2 separate regions of the Homo sapiens genome follow, and region 2 is linked to region 1. Evidence: chromatin loops called from intact Hi-C (ENCODE). Cell type or tissue: MCF 10A. All regions are shown on one strand. Links, peaks and the distances in the headings refer to the core of each region. The heading gives the core; the rest is flanking DNA.

Region 1 (2,924 bases), core at 89-2,588:
TGGAGGTGGATGTGGTAGCATTGAATTAACAACAACATAACTCACAAGGGCTCACCAACTGGGACTCGGAAATATTTTCTTTGGAGATTGGATGGGGATTTGAAATGTATACAGATCAGGCATCTGGGAAACAGTCCTTAGATGGAAATCCTCATATGTAGCCCCATCCTGCTTGAGGTAGGCTTACCAAGCAAAGGTATGTGGTCCCTCCCTGGATCCCATGTTAACTAGCTGTTCTGCCTGCCTTTCTGGCTTAATTATGCTCCAATAATCCTGACAAGATTGGCTGGATTTCGCTGTAAATCATGACAGTGGAAATCCTAAAATAAAAGTAAGATTAATGCTATGACCTCAATCTTGGCATGAGGGCTCATTAATTGCAAATCATGGAGTTAATTGAATTCTAGGCATAGCACTGCTAGCTGGATTAAATTTCCTGAGACCTATTTCTTTAACGACATGAAGATAACTGAAATGCATCAATGACAACTAAGCCAAATATTGGGGGTTGCTAAGGAGACAGATAATTATTTCCCTGGCACACTAGCTGCCCAACCATCAAAAGAGTCGGATGTCATGCTTTGGAGGACTGTCCCTATTATTACAGCCACCCTCCCTGTCTTCTTCATGCTCAAGGGTGTGATGCAACCTCTCTGAACCTCAGTTTTGCAATAATACTTGTTAAGAATGAAATACACACATGTGCATGTATCTACAAGAAGTGCTCAATAAAAAGTAGGCATTATCATCATCCTATCTTTGACTCTTTGCCATCATTCATTATTGTAAGGACCCCTGGAGGGAGGAAAGAGCTGTGTGACTTTCCTTCTGCAGGCTGCACCCTGGTGGGCTGCAGAAATGGCACCACAAATGGCATAGAAAAATCACTGTACACCCAGGGCCTCCCTAAGTTCAAGGCAGCTTCTGTTTCTACTTAGCATCTGGCCAATGCAGGTGCTAGTACAGTAGTCCCCTCTTTTCCATAGAGGATACAGTCCAAGACCTGCAGTCGATGTCTGAAACCACAGATAATACCAAACCCAACTGCCATCAATTGGAACACGTTTCTGTTCATGTCTTCCACTCACAAACTGAAGCCTTTTCCATCTTAATACAGCACTTACACACTGTGGCCATAACATTTGCCGTCTGAGATGTAATGGCACAACTAGCGTGAATTCCCTTTTTCCTTCTTCACAATTTCACAGATAAAAGATTCACTCTTACCATAGATCTATACAACCTCGGAATATTTTTTTTTCCTTTTTTTTTATTAAGTCAGGAACTTTTGCCTTTTCACTTAAAGGGAGCACCCTGCAGCTTTTCTCTGGCATATCCAAGTTGCTGGCATCACTACTCTTGTGATTTGGGGCCATTATGAAGTAAAATAAGGGTCACTTGAACACAAGCACTGCAATAACCAAGATAGTCAATCTCATCACTTACACAACTACTAAGTGACTAATATGCAGTAACATAACACTGGACAAAGGGATGATGCATATCCCAGGCAGGACCAAGCAAGACGGTGCAAGATTTCATCACACTACTCAGAATGGCACACAATTTAAAACGTAATGGATTATTTCTGGAATTTTCATAACACTTTCAGACTGCAGTTGGCAGCAGATAACTGAAACCTTGGAAAGTGAAACCACAGGTAAGGTAGTCTACTGTTTATCTCTTCTCTTTCCTGCAGTCTGGTCTGTGTGGTTCCATCTGCTCTTCGGACAAAAAAATTATATGCATAAATCCTCATCCAACACTGACAGATGAGTATTGCGTCTCCACTACACAGGAGGAAGGAGGAAGACTCTGAAATGGAGAGGAATGTGTATCAGGCAGTGGCAATGGTACATACTAGAGCCAAGATATTATGGTGTTTCCTCACAGAACTGGGTGGTATATTAGAGAGGGGTGAGAGGTGAGACCGCAAAGGTGAATGATGCTCAGATCTCAAAAGGCTTGAAAGTCAAACTAACCTTCAAATGAGTAGATAAAGAAATTTAGAATCACTGGGAAGGGTGAGGGGATGCTTTTGTTGAAAGCTGCAACGCAAAATTGAGAATGCACAAGAAGAGCTTAGCGAGAAGAGAGTGCTTAATTTCTATCTGTATCAAGTATTCAGCATGACACTTACCAGGGTAAGCCATCTAAAAAAGGACACTTAATTGAACTGAATTGAATCCATCAAGAAACCAACCGTTTCTATTCACTTTTAAACCAATTTCAATTGCATTGAAGTGCAGCAAGATGATAACAGCAATAGCCATCACTTATTAAGCACCCTTTGATCCCTGGGAACTAGACTACAAGCTTTATGTCCATTATCTTACTTAATCTTCACAATTATGTTGCCAGGTAAGTTTGATTATCCCCTTTTTACAGAGGAGCAAAGTGAGAACTTGTCTTAGACCATTTGGGCTGCTGTAACAAGGTACTATAAATTGAGTGGCTTATTAAGAACAGAAATGTATTCCTCACAGTTCTGGAGACGAGAAAGTCCAAGATCAAGGTGCCTGCAGATTTGGTACCTAGTGAGGGCCCACTTCTTTATTCGTAGAAGGCCATCTTCTCCCTGTATCCTCCCATGGTGAAAGAGACAAGCAAGTTCTCTGGGGCCCTCTTTTATAAAGGCACTAATCTCGTTCACGATGGCTCTGCCATCACAACCTAATCACCTCCCAAAGGCCCTACCTCCAAATATTACCACATTAAGGATTAGGTTTCAGCATACGAATCTGGGAAAGGAGGGGACACAAATATTCAGCCCACAGCAGGACCCAACACAAAAATTTAGGTCATACAGCCAGGCTCTTCCCTAGGTCTGTCTCACTCCAAAGCCTGTGTTCCACTGACAACATTTTGCTGCCTCCTATTATATTTGTTAAAAGCTTAAAACATAAAAGGAAACAGTCAAACCC
Region 2 (2,924 bases), core at 261-2,760, 52 kb before region 1:
ATATTTGTTGAGCCCAAAGGCAGTATTTTTTTTATTTTCATGAGAGATTGGCGACGCCTTGCAGAAACCCGGGGGAAGTACCCTGAGGATGTCTGACCTCCCAAAGCAGACATCTGAGTGTCACCTATATTCTGTCCTATGTGAAGACGGGGAGTTGATTCAGTAACAGTGAAATGATCATTGCTTTCCCAACAAGGAGAGGAGAAAATTCTTTCCACTCGCTAGTACAATACAGACCAAAATGAGAAATGTAACCACAAAACAAAGGAGTACTAACTGGCCTAAACTGGGTTATAAACACCATGTTCTAATCAGCTCATCAGAAACAGAAAACTGGATCCAAAACTGCCAAGCTGCCAAGTATGAACACCCACGTCCATGGGACACAAAGGGTAGTACTCTTATTAAAACAATAATTTCAAAGTATTAAAATCAGGAAAACATATAGCCTTATGACACTATCACTGTGCATCAAAGAAACTTTGATGGGAAAAATGAGTTAATTCATTTTATATTTAATATTGGAAAGATAGATAGCAGCTACCATGTGCCGGTAATTCTTTTAGGCACTATGGATGCATTAATGAACAAAACAAAATTCCCTGCCTTTGTGGAATTCATGTTCTAATAGAGAGAGAGAGATGACAAAAAAATGTAACACATAAGTTAATTACTGCATATACTGGAAGTTACTAAGCACAACAGAAAGGGGAATGTAGAGTAGGGCAGGGAGACGAGTTGCAATTTGAAACGGAGGAATCAGAGTAGACTCCACTGAGAAGGTGACATTTGAGCAAACACTTGAAGGAGGTGAAGGACTTAGCCATGCAGATGCCTGGGGAAGAGTATGAGGCAGAGGAAACAGCCAGTGCAACAGCAAAGAGGCCAGTACAGCTGGAATGCAGAGAGTAAAGTGGGAAAGAATGGGAAATGAGGTCACGGGCACTGAGATGCTAGAGCATACAGAGGCTACACAGGCCATTTCAAGGACTTTGGTTTTCATGCTGAGTAAAATGGGGAGGCATTTTGAGCAGAGCAATGACATGACTTAACATTTTAAATGAGTGAGAAAACCAACTCTACTCTACATTCCTGCATCTTTTCTCCTACAGGTAGTCAACATCCAATCAGGAGACTCTCTCAAGTGAGCATGACTCAGAGGTAAGAGGGGAATTTCTTGTATATTGTCCTGAGGATGCACTTCAAATAGTTTGAGATTAAAGACTAGTTGGAAATGAACCACAAAAGTTGTTCCTGGAATCTTTTTTAGTCAAGTTTCAGTTTCACCAGTGTTGCAAAAGTCATCTTCCTTTTGCATTGGCATGGTTTCCCAAAGTCAACTGATGACTGGACTGCATTCTCCAAGCAAGCTCAGGATGCCTTCAACAATACGTCACCTTCTAGGTTGTGGCCAATAATGTTCAATAGACTTCGACATCAGGAATGAGCTACAACTCTCTGGCTCAAAGTTATTTATCCCTCACTGCAGACCTCCGGTTTTAATCAATGTTACCTAAGTGACACACTTTTATAAATGGATGTGATTATTATTACTCTTTCTATACAACCTAAGTCTCTAACATAGAAATATAATTTGGGCCACATATGTAATTTTATATTTCCTAGCAGTCACATTTTAAAAAGTAAAAAGACACTATTGAAATTATTTTTAATAATATAGTTTATTTAACCCAGTATGTTCAATATATTATGTTAATAAATGATCAATATAAAAATATTGATGAGATGTTTCACATGCCCTTTTTGTACTAAGTTTTGAAATCTGGTATGTATTTTATACTTGGAGTGTATCTCAAATCAGACTAGCCACATGTAGAGTCATCAACAGCCACACGTAACTAGTGGCTATCATATCCCAAACTTTGTTCTTTGGAATACCAATTTTGTGGACTACTAACATATTTTATTTATTTAAGACATATTTTCCCACATTTCAAAGATTTCTCTAACCAAGAAGTATCTTCCAATCATTTCATAGTGGCAGTGTTTTTTTCTTTCTTATTGGTACATAAAATAATCATATGTCCTACAATCAAGGGTCATTTATGATTCTGTCCATGTAGCTCTAATGCAAAAAAGGATACCATAGTCAAATAGGAAAGCAGAGCAAAACAAAGTTAAGCAGGTTTCTGTCCTGTAAGACAGCCCAGAGATTTTGATATGTTAAGGTGAGTTGTTAATTTCAAAAACAGAGATGTGTGAGGAAGCTTTTATCAAAAAAGCACCCACAGGGTGCTTTTATATATGAGCACTTACTGATATCTTGCAGAAAACTATGTTCCACTGAACACAATATAAAATATTTCCTTACCATGTACTGTGGGCGAAGGACTTCTTGTTGGCTGGAGAAAGGGGTCACTGGAAGCACTGGATGTGTTCAGAAAAGAACCCAGCAAATCCTGACCTGATGGTTTAGAAGGTGCTCCAAATGGGTCAAAGGTGGCACCTAGAAAACAATGGGAAAATATATTTATTTGTCCCATGAGTTCATTCACTAAATGTCACAGAATTGTCACTTCCTGTAGGGCTAACAGTGGACTCCAAGAATTTCCTATCTTTGTGGACAAAGGAGTAGTCTGGACTTACCTGTTGGATGAACTACAGTCGATACCATTGCTGCTACACAAGGCTAATCTGCCCAGCAGTTGTTAGGAGAGCATTATGCCAATGAAGTCTTAGCTGAAAACGTATTAAGCCATATATCCCACCTCGGTTTTAAGAGCAGGATTTATTTGTTATCTAGCCTTATCCCTTCTTACCATACTCAGTACATTTAAAATATCAATTTATGTTAAACTAGGGGCATTCTCCAATAACTAAAACTGCCCAACACCACAAGACAAGAGCTCAAAATTTAGTCTTTGCAACAATGCTAATATGTAACTATTATCCCCATTTTACAA

The links. Hi-C counts contacts between places; a loop is a spot of excess contacts. Peaks named below come from ENCODE experiments on the same cell type or tissue, not always from the same donor. Only the 100,000 strongest peaks of a DNase experiment are listed, where the experiment ranks them.
Region 2: it touches region 1 in a loop (2.7-fold over the local background); 1 of 110 quality-filtered maps calls a loop at or near these places.

What each region holds. Positions count from the first base shown.
Region 1 is chr1:65,342,091-65,345,014 of GRCh38, reverse strand. All of the region lies in intron 1 of DNAJC6 (DnaJ heat shock protein family (Hsp40) member C6), which reads right to left. Among named protein-coding and RNA genes, the nearest start is that of DNAJC6, 34 kb to the right of the region's middle. In MCF 10A, for the core only: no CTCF peak of the experiment used is centred there; DNase peaks (open chromatin) are centred at 654 and 1,524.
Region 2 is chr1:65,394,441-65,397,364 of GRCh38, reverse strand. DNAJC6 (DnaJ heat shock protein family (Hsp40) member C6) reads right to left here. Exons shown (of 19, transcript NM_001256864.2): 13 at 2,333-2,467. Among named protein-coding and RNA genes, the nearest start is that of LEPR, 25 kb to the left of the region's middle. In MCF 10A, for the core only: no CTCF peak of the experiment used is centred there; a DNase peak (open chromatin) is centred at 1,314.